Linked DNA regions of Homo sapiens: region 1 is linked to region 2. A link is a loop called in an ENCODE intact Hi-C map of the cell type or tissue named here. Cell type or tissue: natural killer cell. All regions are shown on one strand. Links, peaks and the distances in the headings refer to the core of each region. The heading gives the core; the rest is flanking DNA.

Region 1 (11,295 bases), core at 1,954-9,953, 53 kb after region 2:
GAAGGGGGTGATGCCCCCTTAAGTCACGCAGCGAGGCTGGGCAGAGGGAGGGCTGCAACACAGGTGTTCTTGCTTCTCACCTGCTCCCAGCAGGAAGGTACTGCCTGGCAGTCCATTCCTCTTGTGTGCGTACAGGAAGACTCATGATATTAAAACGATAGATAATACTCACATGGCACTTATCATGTGCCAGGCACTGTTGTAAACACTGTATATTTTAAGCCATCCAACCATCACAAAATCTATCAGGCAAGTGCTATTATTTTTCTTTCTTTTTTAGAGACGGCGTCTCACTCTGTCACCCAGGCTGGAGTGCAGTGGTGTGATCATGGCTCACTGCATCCTTGAACTTCTGGGCTCAAGCAATCCTCCTGCCTCAGCTTCCTGAGTAGCTGGAACTATAGGCACAAGCCACTGCTCCAAGCTGTGAGTACTATTATTATTCTCATTTTATTTATTTATTTTTATTATTATTATTATTGAGATAGATGGAGTCTCGCTCTGTCACCCAGGCTGGAGTGCAATAGCACGATCTCAGCTCACTGCAACCTCTGCCTCCCGAGTTCAAGCAATTCTCCCTGCCTCAGCCTCCCGAGTAGCTGGGATTACAGGCACCTGCCACCACACCCAGCTAACTTTGTATTTTGAGTAGAGACGGGGTTTCACCATGTTGGCCAGGCTGGTCTTGAACTCCTGACCTCAGGTGATCCACCTGTGTTGGCCTCCCAAAGTGCTGGGATTACAAGCATGAGCTACCACGCTCAGCCTATTTTTCTCATTTTTAAAGTGAGGAAACTGAAGCACAGGTCACAAGGTCCTTCAGTTTGCCCGGGGTCACACAGATACAAACCAGAGCTGAGGCCGGGCGCGGTGGCTCACGCCTGTAATCCCAGCACTTTGGGAGGCCGAGGCGGGCGGATCACGAGGTCAGGAGATCGAGACCATCCTGGCTAACATGGTGAAACCCCACCTCTATTAGAAATATAAAAAATTAACTGGGCGTGGTGGTGGCCGCCTGTAGTCCCAGCTACTCGGGAGGCTGAGGCAGGAGAATGGTGTGAACCTGGGAGGCGGAGCTTGCAGTGAGCTGAGATCGTGCCACTGCACTCCAGCCTGGGTGACAGAGCAAGACTCCATCTCAAAAAAAAAAACAAAAAAAAAAAACCAGAGCTGAGATTTGAACCCAGCCAGCCTGTCCACTGAGCACTCTGCTCTCCTGCATCTCACAAGAGGAAGTCTTTGGAAGACTTTTTGGAGGACAGCCTTGAGGTGTCATCCCTCACGTTCTCTCTCGGCCAGGGAAAGGCTGGAGCCCTAATTCTCTTCTCCTGCGGTTCTGGCCAGCCACTTCCTCCATGAGTGATGCCACAGAGACTCTGGGCATGGCCAGAATAATTCCTGCAGCCCCCACACTCACAAGACGTGTTGCATGGCTGAGGCAGTCTTGGTGACACTCCCCACTTGAGTGATGTTCTGGACTCTGGCGAGGGAGGCCATCACATCCTGGCTGTCCCGAAGGTCAAACTCAGTCTGGATCACTCCTCCATACTGCACCAAGGCAAAGTTGCACTGCAGGGGATGGGCAGGAGGGCAGGAGGTTGGAAGAATTGCCACCTCTGCCCCTGAAATGTCTCCCGCTGGAAGCAGCAGAAAAATCCACTCCTTCTACCTTATCCCTGGGCAGAAAGAGATGCTAAGGCAGAGCAAAATCTCTAAGCGAGTAGGGGTGGAGAAGGGTGCGATAGTAAAGGCCCCCAGTGAATCACAGACTTCTCCCCAGCTCCCTGTGTAGTGCCCTCCATACTGACGATGGGATTGGTCATGTGACTGGCTTTGGCCAATAAGACATCAGCAAATGTGATGTAATTAGAGACTTGAAAAATACTTGCATGCATTGGATCTGGCCCTCTTAGAATGTTGCTGCCACGAAAAAGTTGGGCTGGCCTGCTAAAGACACATGGTCCAGACAAGTAAGTGAGGTCATCTTAGGCCATCCAGCCCCAGTCAAGCAACCAGACGCCTGCAGCTCCAGGGTAACTCCAGGCAAGATGGACAGAAGAATCATCCAGCTGAGCCCAGCCCAAGTATGTGACCCATAGAATTGTGAGCAAATGTGGTGATTGTTGTTCTGAGGTAGGGTGATTCTCAGCAATAGATAAGTGTTAACCAGCTCTTAGGGAAGCCCACCTCAAAACACTTTTCATAGAAGTTCCTCATCATGTTGGAGATGAAGTCTTTGGCTCTCTGAAAGTCTGGGGGATCAATGCTTCCTGAGCCATCCAGGATGATGGCAATCTCGGTGCCTGGCCAAGACAAACAGGTCAGGAGTGGGCATGGGATGTGAGGCAGATGTAAGGGTAGCATGTGTAGGGCATGCACCCCCACTGCAGCCCTGACAACCAGCTCAGTTCAGGGAAGAAGTTGGAGAAGCTCCCAAGAGGGAAGCTTTTTTTTTTTTTTTTTTTTTTTTTTTGAGACAGAGCTTCACTCTGTTGCCCAGGCTGGAGGGCAGTGGTGGGATCTCAGCTTACTGCAGCCTCCGCCTCCCGGGTTCAAGCAATCCTCCTGCCTTAGCCTCCCAAGTAGCTGGGACTATAATGCACACCACCATGCCTGGCTAATTTTTGAATTTTCTAGTAGAGTTGGGGTTTCACCATGTTGGCCAGGCTGGTCTTGAACTCCTGACCTCAAGTGATCCGCCCACTTCAGCCTCCCAAAATGCTGGGATTACAGGCATGAGCCACCTCACCTGGCCCCAAGAGAGAAGCTTTTGTCTCCCCCTTCAAAAAGAGAGCTAGAACCTGGTCAGGCTTTGTGTGCTGTGTGAGCCATTCCCATCACTACCACTCTCTGAGCCTCAGTTTCCCCACTTATAAGAAAGAGTGGGTGGAGCTGGTACAGGTCAGGTCTGTAAAGTCCAGCCACTGCTCCCCATCTCTCAGACTGAGGCACCCCTCACCCTTGGAGGCCACCAGCCTAGGAATTGGCTCTGATAGACTCAGAGCAACCCAGATCTGCCTCTTCTCACCAGCTTCCTCCTCCTCCTCGTCTTCCTCCTCCTCCTTGTCTTCCTCCTCCTCCTTCTCCAGAGCCCGGCGCTGCCTGGCTGTGTTCACATCGTCTTCTCCACCGCCTTCTTTGTTGCTGTAGCAGTCTCCAGTGTCCACACGTGCATCTGGATCCAGGAGATTTTCTTTAAAAACACACATGGAAGAGCTCAGAGTCAGAAAGGCTCCATCCTCGCCTGAGCACGCTCACACATGGTTCTGCCCTGATTCCTTTCACGTGATGCCTCAACCCTGCCTTGCTCCACTGTGGGCCTGCGTCCCACTGCATCTGCCGTGAGCTGGTGCCTTTTCTTGGAGACCAAGGAGATCTCTTTAGAGCTATCCAAGGCCAGTGAATGTCCAATCCTTACCAAGGTCGAAGAAGTTGGCCTGAGCCTGGGGACGGAGGTCAGGGCCCAGGAGGCTACAGGTGCCTGTGAGTTCTGAGCTGAGGCTGTGAGGCCGCCGGACCAGCACTTGAATGCATATCTGTGGGAGGGAAGAGAGGGTGGGGAAACACCAGGTCACCTCCCGATTCCCGAGCCACAGCCACATTCTCACCCCCATTCCAGAACTCAGTGGCTCAACCAGGCAGGGGGCACAGGAAGAGCTGGCCCACCCCTCACCGGGTGTAGGAGTCAGTGTTGGCATCAAGGCCGAGGCCGACACCTGCAGGAGTGTGCTGGGTCACAGGGAATACCTAGGTCAGCCCTGGTATCAGGGTGGTCAGAGCTACAGTCAGCCCTGGGGTTGGCACCAGGGAGACGCTAGACTCAGCCTCGGGAACAGCATGGCAGTCAGAACTGGTCTCAACACCAGGGTCAACCACGAGGGCTAGCACCAGCCTCCCTAAGGCCCTCCCTCCTCTCGCTCCTGCACTCACCAAAACACCGTGGTGGCTCCGGACAACGGTCACTCCCCGGTGCCTCCCCTTGGGGATGGGGACATGCTCTGAAAAAGTTAAGCCCAGGTGAGGAGGAGGAGGGGACTCTGGGAGGCAGAGACCCGAAGCCAAGGTCAGAGGGCACAGAGCCACCTTGGTCAGGCCCCCATGAGGAACTGTTGGCCACTCAGAGAAGCCTCTAGAAAGCTAGAGCGGGGGCCTTCAAGGTCAGGACTGGACACGTTCAGGGCCGAGTGCCCATCCCCGGGGCTCATTTGCTGACCCTTTCAACACGTGCCCATTGACGTCTGCTCTGTGCCCAGCCTTGTGAGCGTGGTGATGGGCGTCCAGCAACAGCGGATGCCTGCTGCTTTTCCTCAGTGGGTTTGGTCGGGCAGGTGGGTGGAGAAGCACTGCCTGGTGGGTATGTAAGTGCCAAGGAATGTGCAAGATACCGTGGGACTGGCTGTGTGGACCAAGGAACCCCCCAGCCTCACAGACCCATCCTGGGGAATCTTACTGCCCCCAGCCTCAGGGGCAGAAATGGTAGCTCCTTCCTCGTCCTCCCCACTGTCAGCCTCAGGATACTGTCTTATTTTTCAGTCATGGAATCACTCAGTCAACCCTGCTGGACTGAGATTGAGTCTGTTCAACTCAGTGCCTCTCAGACAAGGATTTTTTTTTTTTTTTTTTTTTTTTTTGAGACAGAGTCTTGCTCTGTCGCCCAGGCTGGAGTGCAGTGGCGCAATCTCGGCTCACTGCAAGCTCCGCCTCCCAGGTTCACGCCATTCTCCTGCCTCAGCCTCCTGAGTAGCTGGGACTACGTGTGCCCGTCACCACACCTGGCTAATTTCTTTTTGTATTTTTAGTAGAGACGGGATTTCACCGTGTTAGCTAGGATGGTCTCGATCTCCTGACCCATGATCGGCCCACCTCAGCCTCCCAAAGTGTTGGGATTACAGGCATGAGCCACCGTGCCTGGCAGGATTTTTTTTTTTTAAACAGTCTTGCTCTGTTGCCCAGGCTGGAGTCCAGTGGTGCAATGTCAGCTCACTGTAACCTCCACCTCCTGGGTTCAAGCGATTCTTCTGCCTCAGCCTCCCAAATAGCTGGGATTGTAGGCATGCACCACCACGCCTGGCTGATTTTTGTATTTTTGGTAGAGATGGGGTTTCATCATATTGGCCAGGCTGGTCTCGAACTCTGGACCTCAAATGATCTACCCGCCTTGGCCTCCCAGTGTGCTAAGATTACAGGCGTGAGCCACGGCGCCCAGCCTCAGACAAGACAAGGATTCTATTTATTTATATATATATAGCCAAGAGGTTGTCAGTAAATCTGTGACCTGAGTTTGACTGGGTAGGATGGATAGAGTTTAATGAGTGAATCAGGTTCATTCATTCATTCATTCATTCATTCATTCAAATGGCATTTATTGAGTACCTAATATATGTCAGGCCCCATGCTAGTTACTAGGGTGGCCACAGTTAGACTGAATATGTAGGGGGTGAATTGCACTGAGGTGTGATGACTTGCATCAGGAAGGGCTAGAGTTTCGAATCAGCCACCAACACTAAAAGTGTGAACTTTGTCATACTGGCAACCAAAAGACCTACATTCTCTGAACTGTAGCTTCCTCTCTTATAAATGGCGCGGTTTTGAGGATGAAAACAGAATGACTCAGAGGACTGCCGGGCACAGGGTGGGCACGCAATACGCTGTAGGTATCATTTCTGTTGCTAGGACTGTGTCAGGAAAGGTGGCTGGGGATTAGGATTGGGTTGGGGTGGGACTGGGCATTGGGATGGAATCTTGCTGTGGGTTATGCTGGAGTCTAGGGGTGAACGGGCTGGATGAGGCAGGGCTGGGGTTGGAATGGTTTGAGTTTAGATGAGGGGGATTTTGCTAGAAAGGGGGTCCTGGGGAGCATTCCCTGGAGTTGGGGCTGACTTACCTACAGGATGGCAAAGGATTTCATCCTGGACAAGGGAACATCGATGGAGGGGCCCTGGTGTCCTCTTGGTTCTGGGGCTGGTGACCAGGAGCCTGAGTGGGAGGGGAGGTTGCAAAGCTGAGCTGGCTGATGTTCCTCGTCTTCTCCCTGCCTGCCCAGCACCCTTCCCATTCCAGTTGCCTGCACTCACAAGCTCCCTGTCTGGCCGGCAGATTCCTAGCCCAGACTCTGGATTATGGGGAAGACATTTGCCCAACCTCTGCTTCTACACAGCACCAGGCAGGAAATGGTTAAATGCAACCCCTCTCTGCCTGCTGCCCACCCTGACAAAGAAGGGGTGATACTGATGGTTAATAAAAACTCTGCTCTCTTATGGGGACAGGGATGGGGAGGCCAGAAAACCACCAGCGTTGGGGTTGGTTCTGTTGGGGGCAGTGCTGGCTTCCTCGTGGGCCACCCAGGGGGCCTGCCCTGCCTGGCCTTAGTTCCTGAGAAGAGTACGCTGGTGCCCCTATCCTGTGGGTCAGTCAGAACTGGAGGTTTGGAGGCCGGGCGCGGCGGCTCACGCCTGTAATCCCAGCACTTTGGGAGGCTGAGGCAGGTGGATCATCTGGGGTCAGGACTTTGAGACCAGCCTGATCAATATGGTGAAACCCCGTGTCTACTAAAAATACAAAAATTAGCCGGGCATGGTGGCGTGTGCCTGTAGTCCCAGCTACTCAGGAGGCTGAGGCAGGAGAATTGCTTGAACCTGGGAGGCAGAGGTTGCAGTGAGCGGAGATCACGCCACTGCACTCCAGCCTGGGGGACAGAGTGTGACTTCGTCTCATAAATAAATAAATAAATAAAAGAACTGGAGGTTTGGGGGTGGCTGCCTCAGCCTGATTAAGGCAGCCTCAAGAGCTGCGCCTCCTGACTGCAAACTTCTTGCCCCCACCCAGGCCCAGTCCAGGGAGACGGCAGATTCCAGGGACAGCCTCAACATTCTCACCATCCACGTTACCCAGGAGAACTGGGCTGTCCTGAGACAGACAGTGAGCTCCGGGGGTTGTCATAGGGGATGGTGGGGAGGGGACGAGGGGCTTGGTGGTTAACAGTGAACCAAGTCCAAGGTCTTTCTGCAGAGGGCAGTAGAAGTCATGGAGGACTTTATAAAGGGGAAGCACATGATTAGCTGTGCTTTCAAAAGCTCATGATGAGGCCGGGCGCGGTGGCTCACGCCTGTAATCCCAGCACTTTGGGAGGCCGAGGCAGGCAGATCACGAGGTCAGGAGATCGAGACCATCCTGGCTAACATGGTGAAACCCCGTCTCTACTAAAAATACAAAAAATTAGCCGGGCGTGGTGGCGGGTGCCTGTAGTCCCAGCTACTCGGGAGCCTGAGGCAGGAGAATGGTGTGAACCCAGGAGGCAGAGGTTGCAGTGAGCCGAGATCACGCCACTGAACTCCAGCCTGGGTGACAGAGCGAGACTCTGTCTCAAAAAAAAAAAAAAAAAAAAAAGGTCATGATGTGGCTACAGTGGGTTGGGACAGACTAAAGAGCACAGGAAGGTGGGGCAGAAATGAGATACCGTCTCCACTTCCTCAACTCCTATCACTCTACATTTTAATACATTATGAAATATATTCACGTATCGGCATGGCTTACAGAATAATAAGAAAGTCTGCACCTGTGCGTCCATCCGCCCACCCACAACTGAACCCACCCCAAGCTGACTTCCCACCCTCTGAGTCAGTTCCTGTGAAGGTCACCAGGGGCCCCCACAATGCCACATCCAACGGACCGCTCTCTGTCCTCATCTTCCTCAACCTCTCAGAAGCCCCAAACATGAGTAACCATCTCCTTCGAACACTTTTTTCTAGATTTCTGCCTACTCTCTCCTCATTCCTCAAGGCTTCGCTGGTGCCTTCGCGGTCTGACCTCTATCTGCCACCAGGATCTGGGGGCTGGGTCACTGTCTTCCTTGCCGGCACACTCTCCCTAGTGATCCCTTCCAAGCCCATGGCTTCAATACACCTATAACGGCTGAAATTCCCACCTCTCCATCTGCTATCGTAGGCAGAATAATGGCCCCCCAAAGAAGGCCACGTCCTAATCCCCAGAACCTGTGAATATGTTGCCTTTTATGGCAAAAGGGACTTCGTAGATGTGAGTTAATAAATTAAGGATCATGAGATGGGGGGGTTATCCTGGATTATCTAGGTGGGCTCAGTGAAATCACAAGGGTCCTTCTATGAGGGAGGCCCCGAAAACGGTGGCATGGGCGAGCCGCAGGGACTCAGGGGGACGTTGAGGCAGGCAGAGGGGAGAAGTGGCGAGACTGCAGGGAATGCTGGGAGCCTCCCAAGGAGGCCTCTCCCATCCCAGAAGCCCCCAGGGCTGTCCTGGCTGGGCTGTAAAGCCCCAGTGTAATCACAAAAGTCCTTCTAGGAGGGAGGCAGGAGAATCAGAGTCGGAGAAAGTTGTGAAGCTTGCTATGCTGCAGGCCTAAGGAGGAGGAGGAGCCCGTCAGCCAAGGAATGCAAGCAGCTTCTAGAAGCCTAAAAAGGCAAGAAAACAGATTCTCCCCCAGAGCTTCTAGAAGGGACCCAGCCCTGCTGATAGCTTTTCAGACTTCTGACCTCCAAAACTACAAGATAATAAACTTGCAGCTGGGCTCAGTGTCTCACACCTGTCATCCCAGCACTTTGGGAGGCCGAGGCAGGCGGATCACCTGAGGTCAAGAGTTCAAGACCAGCCTGGCCAACAGGGTGAAACCCCGTCTCTACTAAAAATACAAACATTAGCTGGGCATAGTGGTGAAAGCCTGTAATCCCAGCTACTCGGGAGGCTGAGGCAGGAGAATCACTTGAACCTGGGAGGTGGAAGTTGCAGTGAGCTGAGATCTCACCACTGCACTCCAGCCTGGGTGAAAGAGTGCAAAATAATAATAATAATAATAATAATAATAATAATAATAATAATAATAATAATAATAAACCTGTGTTGTTGTAAGCCACTACATTTGTGGTAACTTGTTACAGCGTCGATAGGAAACAAACAGAACCTGTGGTCTTTCCTGTCAAGCCTGCTTCTTCTCATCTTCCCCGCCACAGCAAATGGCACCAGCAACCACTAAGTTCTCAAGGCAAAACCCAGGAGGCATCCTCACTTCGTCGTGTTTTCACTCATGCCCTACATCCAATCCACCTGCCAACCCTGTTGGTTCTCTCTCCAAATTCTTTTTTTTTTTTTTCTTTTTTTGAGATGGAGTTTCACTCTTGTCGCCCAGGCTGGAGTGCAATGGCACGATCTCGGCTCACTGCAACCTCCACCTCCTGGGTTCAGGCGATTCTCCTGCCTTGGCCTCCCAAAGTGCTGCGATTACAGGCGCCCGCCACCATGACCAGCTAATTTTCGTATTTTTAGTACAGATGGGGTTTTCACCATGTTGGCCAGGCTGGTCTTGAACTCCTGACCTCAGGTGATCCACTCACTTCGGCCTCCCAAATTGCTGGGATTACAGGTGTGAGCCACCACACCCGGCCAATTTTTGTATTTTTAGTAGAGACAGGGTTTCACCATGTTGGCCAGGCTGGTCTTGATATCCTGACCTCAGGTGATCCACCCACCTCAGCCTCCCAAAGTGCTGGAATTACAAGCATGAGCCACCGTGCCTGACTCTCCAAATTATTTCTAGAAAGCAACTCTTCTCCAGATGCTCCTTCCATCATCGTCCTGCCTTGTTGATGGTAATAGCCTCCTGTTATTTTGTGGGGTTTGTTTGTTTTTTAGGTAGTGTCTTGCTCTGTTGTCCAGGCTGGAGTGCAGTAGTGTGATCACAGCTCACTGCAGCCTTGACCTCCCGGGCTCAGCAATCCTCCTACCTCAGCCTCACAAGTTGCTGGGCCTACAGGAGCGAGTTACCTTGCCCAGCTAATTTTGTTAATTTGTCTATAGAGATGAAGTCTCACTGTGTTGCCCAAGCTGATCCTGGGCTCAAGCACTCCCACCTTGGTCTTCCAAAGTGTCAGAGAAAGATGCAAAGCTTACTATGCTGCAGGCTTGAGGAGGAGGAGGCCGTGAGCCAAGGAATGCAGGCAGCTTCTAGAAGCCAAATAAGGCAAGAAAACAGATTCTCCCCCAGAGCTTCTAGAAGGGACCCAGCCCTGCTGACACCTTTTCAGACTTCTGGCCTCCAAAACTACAAGAAAACTTCTATATTAATAGAAGTGAGCCACTGTGCCTGGCCCACTTATTTGGTTTTTAATTTACTCATGTAATTTTTTTTTTAAGACAGAGTCTCCTTCTGTCACCTAAGTTGAAGTACAGTGGCATGATCACGGTTCACTGCAGCCTTGACCTCCCAGGCTCAAGCGATCCTCCCACCTCAGTCTCCCAAGTAACTGGGACCACAGATGCGTGCCATCACACCTGGCAAATTTTCTTATGTTTTGTAGAGATGGGGTTTTGCCATGTTGCCCAGGCTAGTCTCGAACTCCTGGGCTCAGGTAATCTTCCTGCCTTGGCCTCCCAAACTGCTGGGAGTGAGCCTAGTGAGTTACAGTGAGTTTCAGGCATGAGCCACAGCACCTGGCCCACTCATGTAGTTTACACCAATGTCCCTTCTGTCAGTGGCAGCCCCAGTTCCTGGGTGACCAGCGCCAGCATTTCCTGCCTCAGGCCCTCCACGGCGCTGTTCCCTCCACGGCACTGTTCCCTCCACCGCGCTGTTTCCTATTCCCAGAGCCCTCACCTTCCACTCTCCCCAAGGTTGGCTTATTCTCCTTCCCCAGCCTCGCCTGTCACCTCCTCATAAATGCTTTCTCTACCCAGCCGTGCCTCACAACCCAGTTACTCTGCTTCACATCACCCTGTTTGATTTCCTTCTCAGAACCTGCCATCATCTGATAGTGCCTATTATCTGTCTCCCCACGAGACAGTAGGCTCCCGAAGGATCTTGTCTATCTTCTTCACTGTGTTATTCCCAGGGTCTGGAGCAATGCCTGGCACAGAACAAGGGCTCAGTAAGTGTTGAGTGACTATTGAACAACAGCCCAGGCAACAGCTGAGGGGGCTCATCTGGGGCAGGGCTGAGGGGCGGAGGGCTGGGTGCAGCAGAGAGCTGCTCCTCTGTTCCGGCTCTGCAGCTGAGCCCCCAAATTAGGTTGCTTCCTTAGCAACCCTGCCTCTCTCCCCAGCCCCGACCTCAGCCCTAGACCCAGCATCTCCTTCCCTGCTCCCCCAGGAAGGGTGGGGTCAAAACTGGGCTCCACCGCAGACCCCGTTTTGGTGGGGTAGGTGCAGGCCTGGACCCGCCTCCAGTCTCTCTCCTCCTCAGTCCTCTGCCCGGACTGTTTCCTCTGCCTGCGATCCCTCCTGCTGCAGAGCAATCATCCCAAACCCCAGCTCCTCAGGAAGCCTTCCCAA
Region 2 (11,295 bases), core at 1,705-9,704:
TTTCTCCCTCGCTGTCACAGTTGGGTACATATCTGTCAAGCAGGAAAGGCCTTCAACAGTCTGACCACAGGACCTGCATGAAGTAGGTAGTCACTGAGGCTTGTAGAATGATGAACAAAGAACGAATGAATGAAATTTCTAATCACCCATTAGCCTGTATACTTGAAGTGTCTGGGGTAGAGTGACTAAGTGACTTTTATTTTTGTGTGTATATTAATAGAAGATTACTTTTTTCTTTTTTGAGATGGTGTCTCACTCTGTCACCCAGGCTGGCGTGCAGTGGCACAATCATGGCTCACTGCAGCCTTGACCTCCTTGGGCTGAGGTGATCCTCCCACCTCAGCCTCCTGAGTAGCTGAGACTACAGGTACATACTACACCTGGATAATTTTTTTTTTTTTAAGACAGAGTCTCACTCTGTCGGCAGGCTGGAGTGCAGTGGCACAATCTCAGCTCACTGTGACCTCTGTCTCCTGGGTTCAAGTGATTCCCCTGCCTCACCTTCCTGAGTAGCTGGGACTACAGGCGCGCACCACCACGCCTGGCTAATTTGTTGTATTTTAGTAGAGACGGGGTTTCATCATGTTGGCCAGGACAGTCTCGATCTCCTGACCCCGTGATCTGCCTGCCTCAGCCTCCCAAAGTGCCGGGATTACAGGCATGAGTCATCACGCCTGGCCCCTGGGTAATTTTTATGTTTTCTGTACAGACAGGGTTTCGCCGTGTTGCCCAGGCTGGTCTCAAACTCCTGGGTTCAAGTGATCTGCCCACCTTGCGCTCTCAAAGTGCTGGGGTTACAGCTGTGAGCCACTGTGCCTGGCCCATAGAAGATTTCAACAGACGTAATTCCACCAGAGCAGTAAGTTAAAATTCGTCTCCTGAAGTAACTTACTCATCACCAAGACTCCAGGTCTGTGCTGAGTGCAGCCCATTGACAAAGTGTAACCAGATGAACACACACACTGATCTCATAATTAGCATCTCACAGGGTGCGGCTCCCACATCACCACCACCTGGAGCACATGCCGAAAAATGCGGAGGCCCAGATCCAAGCCAAGCTAGAGCGTCAGAGCCTTCGGGGGTCGGAGCAAGGAGCCAGTGTGATCTCGGCTCACCGCAATCTCTGCCTCCCGGGTTCAAGTGATTCTCCTGCCTCAGCCTCCCAAGTAGCTGGGACTACAGGTGCCCACCACCACGCCCGGCTAATTTTTGTATTCTTAGTGGAGACGGGTTTTCACCGTGTTAGCCAGGATGGTCTCCATCTCCTGACCTGGTGATCCGCCCGCCTCGGCCTCCCAAAGTGCTGGGATTACAGGCGTGCGCCACTGCGCCCACCTATAATCTTGATACCAACAGAAATTGTATATTCCTGTCACATTACAGCTACCGCAGGTATCTCAAAATATAATGTAAGCTCATCACCACTTTGGAAGTAGGGTAGTTATTAGACCTGCTGCTTTAAGGCATTAATAAAGATATACAAACATCTCTATATAAATTTTTAAAAACATTCTGATTGTTAGATTTCAATGTAATTGATTTTTATAAACTTTTATTGTTTAAAAATAAGCTGATAGACGGTTGGGAAAACGGGGCAAAACAAGCAGAGGAAAATGCTAACAGCAGAAACTAGGTGGTGGGCAGACCGGTGTTCACTGTAGAATTCGACTTTTCTGTATGTGTGAACATTTTCGTAATGCAACGTTTGGGAAAATACCTGACAAGGGGTTGCTGGACCACCAAAAGGATCTACAGCCCACCGAACAGTCAGAAACCCCTAACCTAGAGGTACTGGTGTCCTTAACCAGCTAGCCAATCCAGTCAGTTCTTCATCCGGGAGCCAAAAGACCCCAGGCCTGGGTATCCCAATTCCACTTAGGCTGGCAGCCTTTTGCCAGACTAAGAAATCAAAAAGGTTTGCAGCACCAAAGTGAGCCAGTGGTGTTTTCTCTCATTCATCCCAGCACTCCAACCTTAGCCTCAGATCTCACAGCTCTAAAGAGAGGAAAGATCACGCCGAGAAACCAAAGCCAAGAGCTCGAAAACGTCTGGCAGTTCTGGGAAGGACTAGTCCAGACCCCCCTCTCGGCCCTGGACAGAAGATGAGGCATCCACAGAGACCACACCTTCAGTCCCCCTGACTACTGTGCCCCCAGGACTGCAACTGGCTGCGGGGTCCTAGGAGATGGTTAACCAGGAATCTCGGCCAGACGCGGTGGCTCACGCCTGTAATCCCAGCACTTTGGGAGGCCGAGGCAGGTGGATCACGAGGTCAGGAGATCGAGATCATCCTGGCTAACACGGTGAAACCCTGTCTCTACTAAAAATACAAAAAATTAGTCAGGCTTGGTGGCGGGCGCCTGTAGTCCCAGCTACTTGAGAGGCTGAGGCAGGAGAATGGCGTGAACCCGGGATGCGGAACTTGCAGTGAGCCGAGATCATGCCACTGCACTCCAGCCTGGGTGACAGAGTGAGACTCCGTCTCAAAAAAAAAAAAAAAAAAAAAAACACCAGGAATCTCCTCCTCAGGGACAGAGGGAGGGCAAGGGCAGGGCCTCTCCCAGAAGCGGAAGGGCACCGTGGTCCTGTCTTCTCCCTGGTGGTACTTAGGAAGACTGTTTTTCAGACAGACCACCAATGATGACGGCTGCTTCCTAATGCCCACCACCTCATCTGTAAGACTTAGCTCCCCCACTTTGGAGAGCACATGGCTCTCTAATCCTATTAAAGTCAAATCACCCTTACTTGCCCAAAGGCTCAGAAGTTCAGAGGTAGAAATGCACCTCTTCTACCCCAGAAGCAGGGAGCAGCTCAGAAAAAGCTAATGAGAAAATACCAGGGTCATGTTGTTTGAACTGGACAAGAAAGAAAAAGCATAGAGGAAAAAAAAAAAAGTCATCTTAATTCATGGAAAAATACATGGCCTTGCCAACAGTCAAAGAAAAGTAAAACTGAAACTATAATTATATACCCATTAAGCAAACAAATTAAGTAAAAATGGAGATTCCAGAACAAGTTCACGCTGCTGATAACCACATAAAGTGGTCCGGTCTTTCTGGAAAGCACTTCGGCACTGCAGAGCAATTACAAAAAGTTTTTAATTCCACTCTTGGAAAAAGCTAAAAGGGCTTCTTTACAAATTGTGATTAATTCCCCAAAGATTATGTTAGCCCAAGATGATACCCTTCCCTCTATTCCCCCACCTGACCCCCAGCATTTAGCAGCAGCATTTAGCTTCTGACATGCATTCCTTGAAAACGGTCACAAATGGCAGAAGATACCATCTTATTTATGCAACCCCCCTCAAAAAAAAAAACCTTTGTACTTAGATATAAATATATATAAATACTTAGAGATGCACAGAATATGGTTTGGTTTTCTTTCTTTTCTTTTTTTTGAGACAGAGTCTTGCTCTGTCACCCAGGCTGTAGTGCAATGGCACAATCTTGGCTCACTGCAACATCCCCCTCCCGTGTTCAAGCGATTCTCCTGCCTCAGCCTCCCAAGGAGGTGGGATTACAGGCGCCTGCCACAACGCCAGGCTAATTTTTGCATTTTTAGTAGAGACAGGGTGTCACCATGTTGGGCAAGCTGGTCTCGAACTCCTGACCTCAGGTGATCCACCCACCTCGGCCTCCCAAAGTGCCCGGCTCAGAATATGGGTTTGGAAAGATACACGTTAAACCAGGTCATCTCAGCCTCTGAGGAAGAGCATTGAATGAAGCAAGGTTGCGACAAAGGCAAATTTTCACTTTTTACTGATTTCACTATGAGAAATGTACCTATTACTCATGTACTTTACAAAATTTGCTCCCACTAATAAAAAAACAAAGCAAGTCAACCGAAGTTGGGAATTGTCAATTTAGGTGCATCCTCCTGAACTCTGCTATTAGGACGACGATGCTTCCTGAAGTGATTAAGTTTCCCTAAGCCAGGCACAGTGGCACATGCCCTTAGTCCCAGCTACTGCAGATCACTTGAGCTCAGGAGTTCAAGTCCAGCCTGGGTAACAAGGTGAGACCCCAGTCTCCAAAAGTAAAAGTTAAAAAATTTTAATAGCCAGGTGCAGTGGAGGCTCAAGCCTGTAATCCCAGCACTTTGGGAGGCTGAGGTGGGTGGATCACGAGGTCAGGAGTTCGAGACCAGCCTAACATGGTGAAACCCCGTCTCTACTAAAAATGCAAAAATTAGCTGGGCATGGTGGCGGGTGCCTGTAGTTCCAGCTACTCGGGGGGCTGAGGCAGGAGAATCGCTTGAACCCAGGAGGCGGAGTTTGCAGTAAGCCGAGATCATGCTACTGCACCCCAGCCTGGGCGAAAGAGCGAGACTCTGTCTCAAAAAACAAACAAAGAAAAACAAAACAAAACAAACAAAAATTAATAAAATGAAAGTTTCCCTTGATTCCATATACTGAATCTGTTCCTAGTTCAAGTAATGGTAAAATTCTGGTGCCATTATAATATAATTATGACTAGAAGACCCAGAAAATCTTAACCAAATACCCCTCCTTGTAAATGTATTAGAGATGTGCACAGAATAATGCAGTAGTGCAGATTATTTAAGACTGCAGGAGGCCGGGCGTGGCGGCTCACGCCTGGAATCCCAGCACTTTGGGAAGCCGAGGTGAGCGGATCACTTGAAGTCGGGAGTTCAAGACCAGCCTGGTCAACATGGTGAAACCCAGTCTCTACTAAAAATACAAAAATTAGTTTGGTGTGGTGGCATGCACCTGCAGTCCCAGCTACTCAGGAAGCTGAGGCATGAGAATCGATTGAACCTGGGAGGCGGAGGTTGCAGTGAGCCGAGATCATGCTACTGCACTCCAGCCTGGGAGAAAGAGCAAGACTCTATCTCAAATAAATAAATAAATAAATAAATTAATAAAATGAAAGTTTCCCTTGATTCCATATACTGAATCTGTTCCTAGTTCAAGTAATGGTAAAATTCTGGTGCCATTATAATATAATTATGACTAGAAGACCCAGAAAATCTTAACCAAAAACCCCTCCTTGTAAATGTATTAGAGATGTGCACAGAATAATGCAGTAGTGCAGATTATTTAAGACAGCAGGAGGCCGGGCGTGGCAACTCACGCCTGGAATCCCAGCACTTTGGGAAGCCGAGGTGAGCGGATCACTTGAAGTCGGGAGTTCAAGACCAGCCTGGCCGACATGGTGAAACCCCATCTCTACTAAAAATACAAAAGTTAGTTGGGCGTGGCGGCATGCACCTGCAGTCCCAGCTAATTAGGAAGCTGAGGCATGAGAATCGATTGAACCCAGAAGGCGGAGGTTGCAATGAGCCGAGATCGCACCACTGCACTCCAGCATGAACGAGAGCGAGACCCTGTCTCAAAAAAACAAAACAAAACAAAAAAAACTGCTGTTCCCTCCAATAACTGCATCCAAAGTTCAGCGGGTCCCAGCTCAGTCCTTTTCTGGGTAGCAGAGTGGCCCTATGGCATGACTCACTGTTCTTGGATCTATGCAAGCTCTACCATTTCCTGTCCCAGGCAGAGGGTGAAAAGGAAATGAGAAAGGCCTAGCACCTAAAAGGCAGCTTGTAGAAGAAAGACCGGCTGGGAAAGTACCCCATGTGCTTTCTGTTCTCCTTTGCCCTGGTACAGGATAGTGAGTGCAGATTCGAATAACCTGTTTCTCTCATGATACCATCTGAACTTTGGAGGGATGAAACCAATGAAACCAAGCAGGTGTGAAAACCTAAATTGGCCACGTTATTTAGACCTCATTCAATTACGAGAAAAGGTTACTCCACAGGGCTGAGCCCAGCACTCATTCTTTTTTTTTTTTTTTTTTTTTTTTTTTTTTGAGACGGAGTCTCGCTCTGTCACCCAGGCTGGAGTGCAGTGGCGCGATCTTGGCTCACTGCAAGCTCTGCCTCCCGGGTTCAAGCGATTCTCCTGCCTCAGCCTCCAGAGTAGCTGGGATTACAGGCACCCACCACCACGCCCAGCTAATTTTGTATTTTTAATGAAGATGGGGTTTCTCCATGTTGGTCAGGCTGCTCTCAAGCTCCCGACCTCAGGTGATCTGCCCACGTCGGCGCCTCCCGAAGTGCTGGGATTACAGGCGTGAGCCACTGCGCCCGGCCTCATTATTTATTTATTTATTTATTTTTTTGAGACAGGGTCTCGCTCTGTTGCCCAGGCTGGAGTGCAGTGGCACGATCTCGTCTCACTGCAAACTCTGCCTTCTGGGTTCAAGCGATTCTCATGCCTCAGCCTCCTGAGTAGCTGGGACTACAGGTGTATGCCACAGACCTTGGCCCAAGCCATAGCATATGAATTTGTAAAATCTAACCATGTCGCACTTAAAAGTGTCTTCCTCCTCATTAAGTAGTTCCTGATGTAGTTCCCCCGATTACAGCTGCCTTGCTCTAACGCCAATTGGATCAGCACGACTCAGTAAGTCAATAACAAACAGGCTTCCCAGTGACGATGGAAGTGGGGTCTTATTTGCAATTTTAAAAAGTATAAAAAGCAGGGGCTTTTATATAATATGAAAACTTGGACACAACTCCTGAGCACAACAGGAAAATAAGTAAGCAAACTTACCTGTGTGTTTTCCCTCAAAGGCAAATTCCACTGAAACAACCCAAGAGTTACAAGGAAGGGGAAAAGCCTGTGGCAGCATTGGAAAACAGAGAACAATATCATCAAGTGACCGATAGCACAGACGGATTTCTGAACGAAATGAAGATGATGGAATCAGATCAACAGGGAAGCAGATGGTGCCCAACAGCCTAGTGATGTAACACTGGCAAGGTACGGGGCTCCATGAGAGGTGAATGGGCTGCTCCAACCAAGCCCTAGAAACTACCCAAAGGCAGAGCAGCCGGGGCTGGGATAACAGGCAGGTGTGAGGCAGGCAGAGGAGGGCCAGAAAAGCCCTCCCATTACAACCAGGTACACGGTTTACTTCTCAGAGCTCTCCACGTCCTAGTCAAAGAAGTAAGGGTAGCCAAAAGTAGAAATATCAGAAAGACTCCAAATTGCCATTATTTGCAAATAAAATTGTCTCCTTAGAAAAATCCCAAAGAATCAACTAAAGAGTGATTTAAAAACAGTTTGGCCGGGCCCGGATTTGGCTCATGCCTGTAATCCCAGCACTTTGTGAGCCTGAGGCGGGTGGATCACCTGAGGTCAGGAGTTCGAGACCAGCCTAACATGGTGAAACCCCATCTCTACTAAAAGTGCAAAAATTAGCTGGGCATGGTGGTGGGTCCCTGTAGTCCCAGCTACTCGGGAGGGTGAGGCAGGAGAATTGCTGGAACCCGGGAGGCGGAGGTTGCAGTGAGCAGAGATCACACCACTGCACTCCAGCGTGGGCGACAGAGTGAGACTCCGTCTCCAAAAAAACAAAACCACAGTTCAGTAAAATGGCCAGATAAGATAAACATTCAAAACCACCAACTGTTCTAAGTGCAAACTCTAAACAGTCGGGGGAAAAAACGGTATTTTCACACAGTAGCAACAAAAGCATAATAACAGGTCAGGCGCAGTGGCTCACGCCCCAACACTTTCAGAGGCTAAGGCAGGAGGATCACTTGAAGCCAGGAGTTTGAAATCAGCTTGGTCAACATAGCTAGATCCCATCTCTACAAAAGAAAAATTAAAAAATGAGCCGGGCATAGTGGCTTGCACCTGTAGTCCCAGCTACGCAGGAGGCTGAGGCAGAGGACGGCTTGAACCCAAAAGTTCAAGGCTGCAGCAACCTATGACTGCATCACTGCCCTCCAGCCTGGGCAACACAGTGAGACCCCCCCAAAATAAATAAACAAATAAAAATGCAGCTGGAAGTAAGTCTTTATAAATTAAGACCCCTTTGAAGAAAATTATAAAACCTTGCTGCAGAGTGTTTTTAAAAATCTCAGCATTGCCAGGCGCGGTGGCTCATGCCTGTAATCCCAGCACTTTGGGAGGCTGAGGCAGGTGGATCACCTGAAGTCAGGAGTTTGAGACCAGCCTGACCAACATGGAGAAACCCCATCTCTACTAAAAATACAAAATTAGCTGGGCGTGGTGGCGCATGCCTGTAATCCCAGTTACTCAGGAGGCTGAGGCAGGAGAATCGCTTGAACCCGGGAGGCGGAGGTTGCGGTGAGCCAAGATCACACCATTGCACACCAGTCTGGGCAGTAAGAGCAAAACTCTGTCTCAAAAAAAAAAAATAAAGTAAAATAAAAATTAAAAAATAAATCGCAGCAAGCGGAGTAGAAAGGAAATCTATAAAGATATCAATGCTCCCAAACTTAACCTGTATGTTTAAATTAAAACCCCAAAGAGTTTCTTCTGGAAATCTGAAAAATTGATACTTAAGAATTATCTGAAAGGATACAATCGATAATTTTTTTTTGAGACAGTCTTGCTCTTTTGCCCAGGCTGGAGTGCAATGGCGTGATCTTGGCTCACTGCAAGCTCTGCCTCCCAGGTTCACGCCATTCTCCTGCCTCAGCCTCCCGAGTAGCTGGGACTACAGGCACCTGCCACCGCACCCGGCTAATTTTTTTTATTTTTAGTAGAGACGGGGTTTCACCGTGTTAGCCAGGATGGTCTCCATCTCCTGACCTCGTGATCCACCTGCCTCAGCCTCTCAGAGTGCTGGGATTACAGGCGTGAGCCACCGCACCCCGCCTATTTTGTTTTTTTCTTTTTGAGATGGAGTCTCACTCTGTTGCTAGGCTGGAGTGCAGTGGCACGATCTCGGCTCACTGCAACCTCCGCCTCCCAGGTTCAAATGATTCTCCTGCCTCAGCCTCCTGAGTAGCTGGGACTACAGGCACCCGCCACCATGCCCAGCTAATTTTTGTATTTTTAGTAGAGATGGGGTTTCACCATGTTGGCTAGGATAGTCTCGATCTCTTGACCTCGTGATCTGCCTGCCTCAGCCTCCCAAAGTGCTGGGATTACAGGCGTGAGCCATCATGCCCGGCCACAATCTATCATTTTTTAAAAATAAGAATGAAAACTTGCCCTATCAGGCAAAATGTACTGCAAATCCTAAGTAATACTGTATTTCCAGATTAAAGGCACTACTGCAAAGAAAAGTGTAAATTTATTTAATACCAAATGTTTCCTAAGTTTACTTTTTGCACAATGCACAGACACTTTTGGGACAATGTATGGTTAAAAACTAATATTCTACCAACAGCTCCATGCTGCTCTAGATCATCCTGAAGGAAAAAGTAATGCAAAGGATGCTGGGTCTCCAAGTCCCAGGACTGGCTGATAGCCTCTCCCAGTGGATAGCAGGTCCTAATTCTCTTCTTCGAGCAGATTCTCTGATTTCAGCTGGGCCTTCCTGATGCTCTCCAAGTTCAGTTGTTGATATTTTCTTTTAAAAAAGCCACACTGAAACAAAGGAAGGAAAAGTCCAGTTACAGGCCAAAGATAGCCATCTGTTTCAGAAAACCGGCATTCTGGCTGTTGCCTAAATAGCCCCTATATTCCTCTGCTTCTCATACTTACTACTCCCTTCTCCTAACTTACTCTGAATCTCTCCTGGAGAGTCCAATCCTTCAAGACCTCTGGTGCTCATCCCTCAATCAGAACTGACTCCACCTTCCTCTGAACCCTGCTCTCCCGAGCAGCTGAACCTTTTTAACTTATTTTGCAAAGCATGATAATTTCGGCTGTACTGGATCTAATCTTATTTATGCAAAAATACTCAGTATAGCCTATGATGCTGAAGACAGAAGGAGATCAAGTACAGCTTCCTACATCAAGCTCATCATCTAGTAGGAAAAAGAGATAATTACAACACAGTGTGATGACTGCCATTTGGAAGGGTTTCTAGAAGGGAGCTCACAGCAAACACACAGAAGCCAGCACAGAGGACTCAGGAGTCTCTAGACCGCTTTCAGGGAAGACAGTGAGTGAAGTGAGCAGTCATGGAGGGCATTCCTGACAAGAAAAGCAGCCTACGCGTACGCAGAGGCACGAACCTATTTAGGGAATAGTTTGACTTGTTGGGAGAAAAAAGCAAGGTCAGGTGCTTATGCCTGTAACCCCACCACTTCGGGAGGCCAAGATGAGAAGATGGCTCGAGCCCCGGAGTTTGAGACCAGCCTGGGCAATATAGGGAGACCTCATCTCCACAAAATTAAAATTAAAAAATTAGCTGGGTGTGGTGGCATGCACCTGAGTAACAGTCCCAGTTACTCAGGAGACTAAGATGGGAGGATCACCTGAGCCTAGGAGTACGAGGCTGCAGTGAGCCCTTAACTGTGCCACTGAGCTCCAGCTTGGGGGACAAAGACCCTGGTGTTTATTTTTAAAAAAGAGGCTGGGAGTGGTGGTTCATGACTGTAATCCCAGAACTTTGGGAGGCCGAGGCGGGAGGATCACAAGGTCAGGAGTTTGAGACCAGCCTGGCCAATATGGTGAAACCCCGTCTCTACTAAAAATACAAAACAATTAGCCAGGCATGGTGGCACATTCCTGTAATCCCAGCTACTCAGGAGGCTGAGGCAGGAGAATCTCTTGAACCCGGGGTCAGGGTGGGGGGAAGGGAAGGTTGCAGTGAGCCGAGATCGCACCACCGCACTCAAGCCTGGGCGAAAGAGCGGAACTCCGTCTCAAAAAAAAAAAAGAAAAAAAAGCAACACTTAAGGGCAGAGACGGGTAGCGGACAGAGAGGAGAGGATCTTAAATAGCAGTAGAAGAGTTTGCACATTAAGACAGGGGAAGGCAAGGAAAAGATTTCAACAGGGGAACAACAGTCACATCTGTTTTAAGGCCTTACCGTTAAGGCCTCTTCCAAGTAAGTTATAAATGCTGGCCTAGGGTTGACCTTCCAGGCCCTATTGAACTCACAGGTAACCGAACATAACAGTATTAAGTTCTGGGCCTTGAGAATAGGGAGGTACCAAAGAAATATATATAAAATCACTCTTTATAACTCAGAGTTTTCTCTTTTCAGACAGATACTGTTTTACTCATTTGTCTAAATGGGGGTGTGCAGTTGAAGGAGGAGAAAAAAGTGGCCACGAGGCCAGGGCAGCTGCTCTAAGTCAGAGGTTGGCTGTCCTAAGGAGTTCTGTGCCCAAAACTAGAGCCCAGTCTTCCCTCACTGTGATGCCATGAGTAGAACTGACCTTGAACAGGATGACCAGAATCACGATCAACACCAGAAGTCCACCAACGCTGCCTTTAATGATGATAGGCAAAGAATGGTACTTCTCATCTTTCAGGAAGACGACAGTGATCTAGACAAGACAAAGAGATCGCCCAATAAATCAGGTGAAGCAAACAAGGAAAAAATCCTACATGTTATT

Evidence for each region. A loop is a pair of places that touch in the nucleus more often than their neighbours do. Peaks named below come from ENCODE experiments on the same cell type or tissue, not always from the same donor. Only the 100,000 strongest peaks of a DNase experiment are listed, where the experiment ranks them.
Region 1: a loop joins it to region 2, with 7 times the contacts of the local background. A loop is called at or near these places in 4 of 110 quality-filtered maps.

What each region holds. Positions count from the first base shown.
Region 1 is chr17:3,757,985-3,769,279 of GRCh38, forward strand. ITGAE (integrin subunit alpha E) reads right to left here. Exons shown (of 31, transcript NM_002208.5): 3 at 5,885-5,976; 4 at 3,931-3,998; 5 at 3,419-3,536; 6 at 3,029-3,193; 7 at 2,188-2,303; 8 at 1,418-1,569. Among named protein-coding and RNA genes, the nearest start is that of ITGAE, 38 kb to the right of the region's middle. RefSeq lists an enhancer at 5,695-5,794. In natural killer cell, for the core only: no CTCF peak of the experiment used is centred there; DNase peaks (open chromatin) are centred at 5,537, 6,955, 7,557, 8,987 and 1 weaker place; H3K4me3 peaks cover 998 bases; H3K27ac peaks cover 4,083 bases.
Region 2 is chr17:3,705,573-3,716,867 of GRCh38, forward strand. It overlaps ITGAE (integrin subunit alpha E), which reads right to left. Exons shown (of 31, transcript NM_002208.5): 30 at 11,116-11,226; 31 at 9,056-9,370. The coding sequence ends at 9,275. It also overlaps a transcript of P2RX5 not described here. Among named protein-coding and RNA genes, the nearest start is that of HASPIN, 13 kb to the right of the region's middle. RefSeq lists a silencer at 5,250-5,450. In natural killer cell, for the core only: no CTCF peak of the experiment used is centred there; DNase peaks (open chromatin) are centred at 5,589 and 7,469; H3K27ac peaks cover 1,777 bases.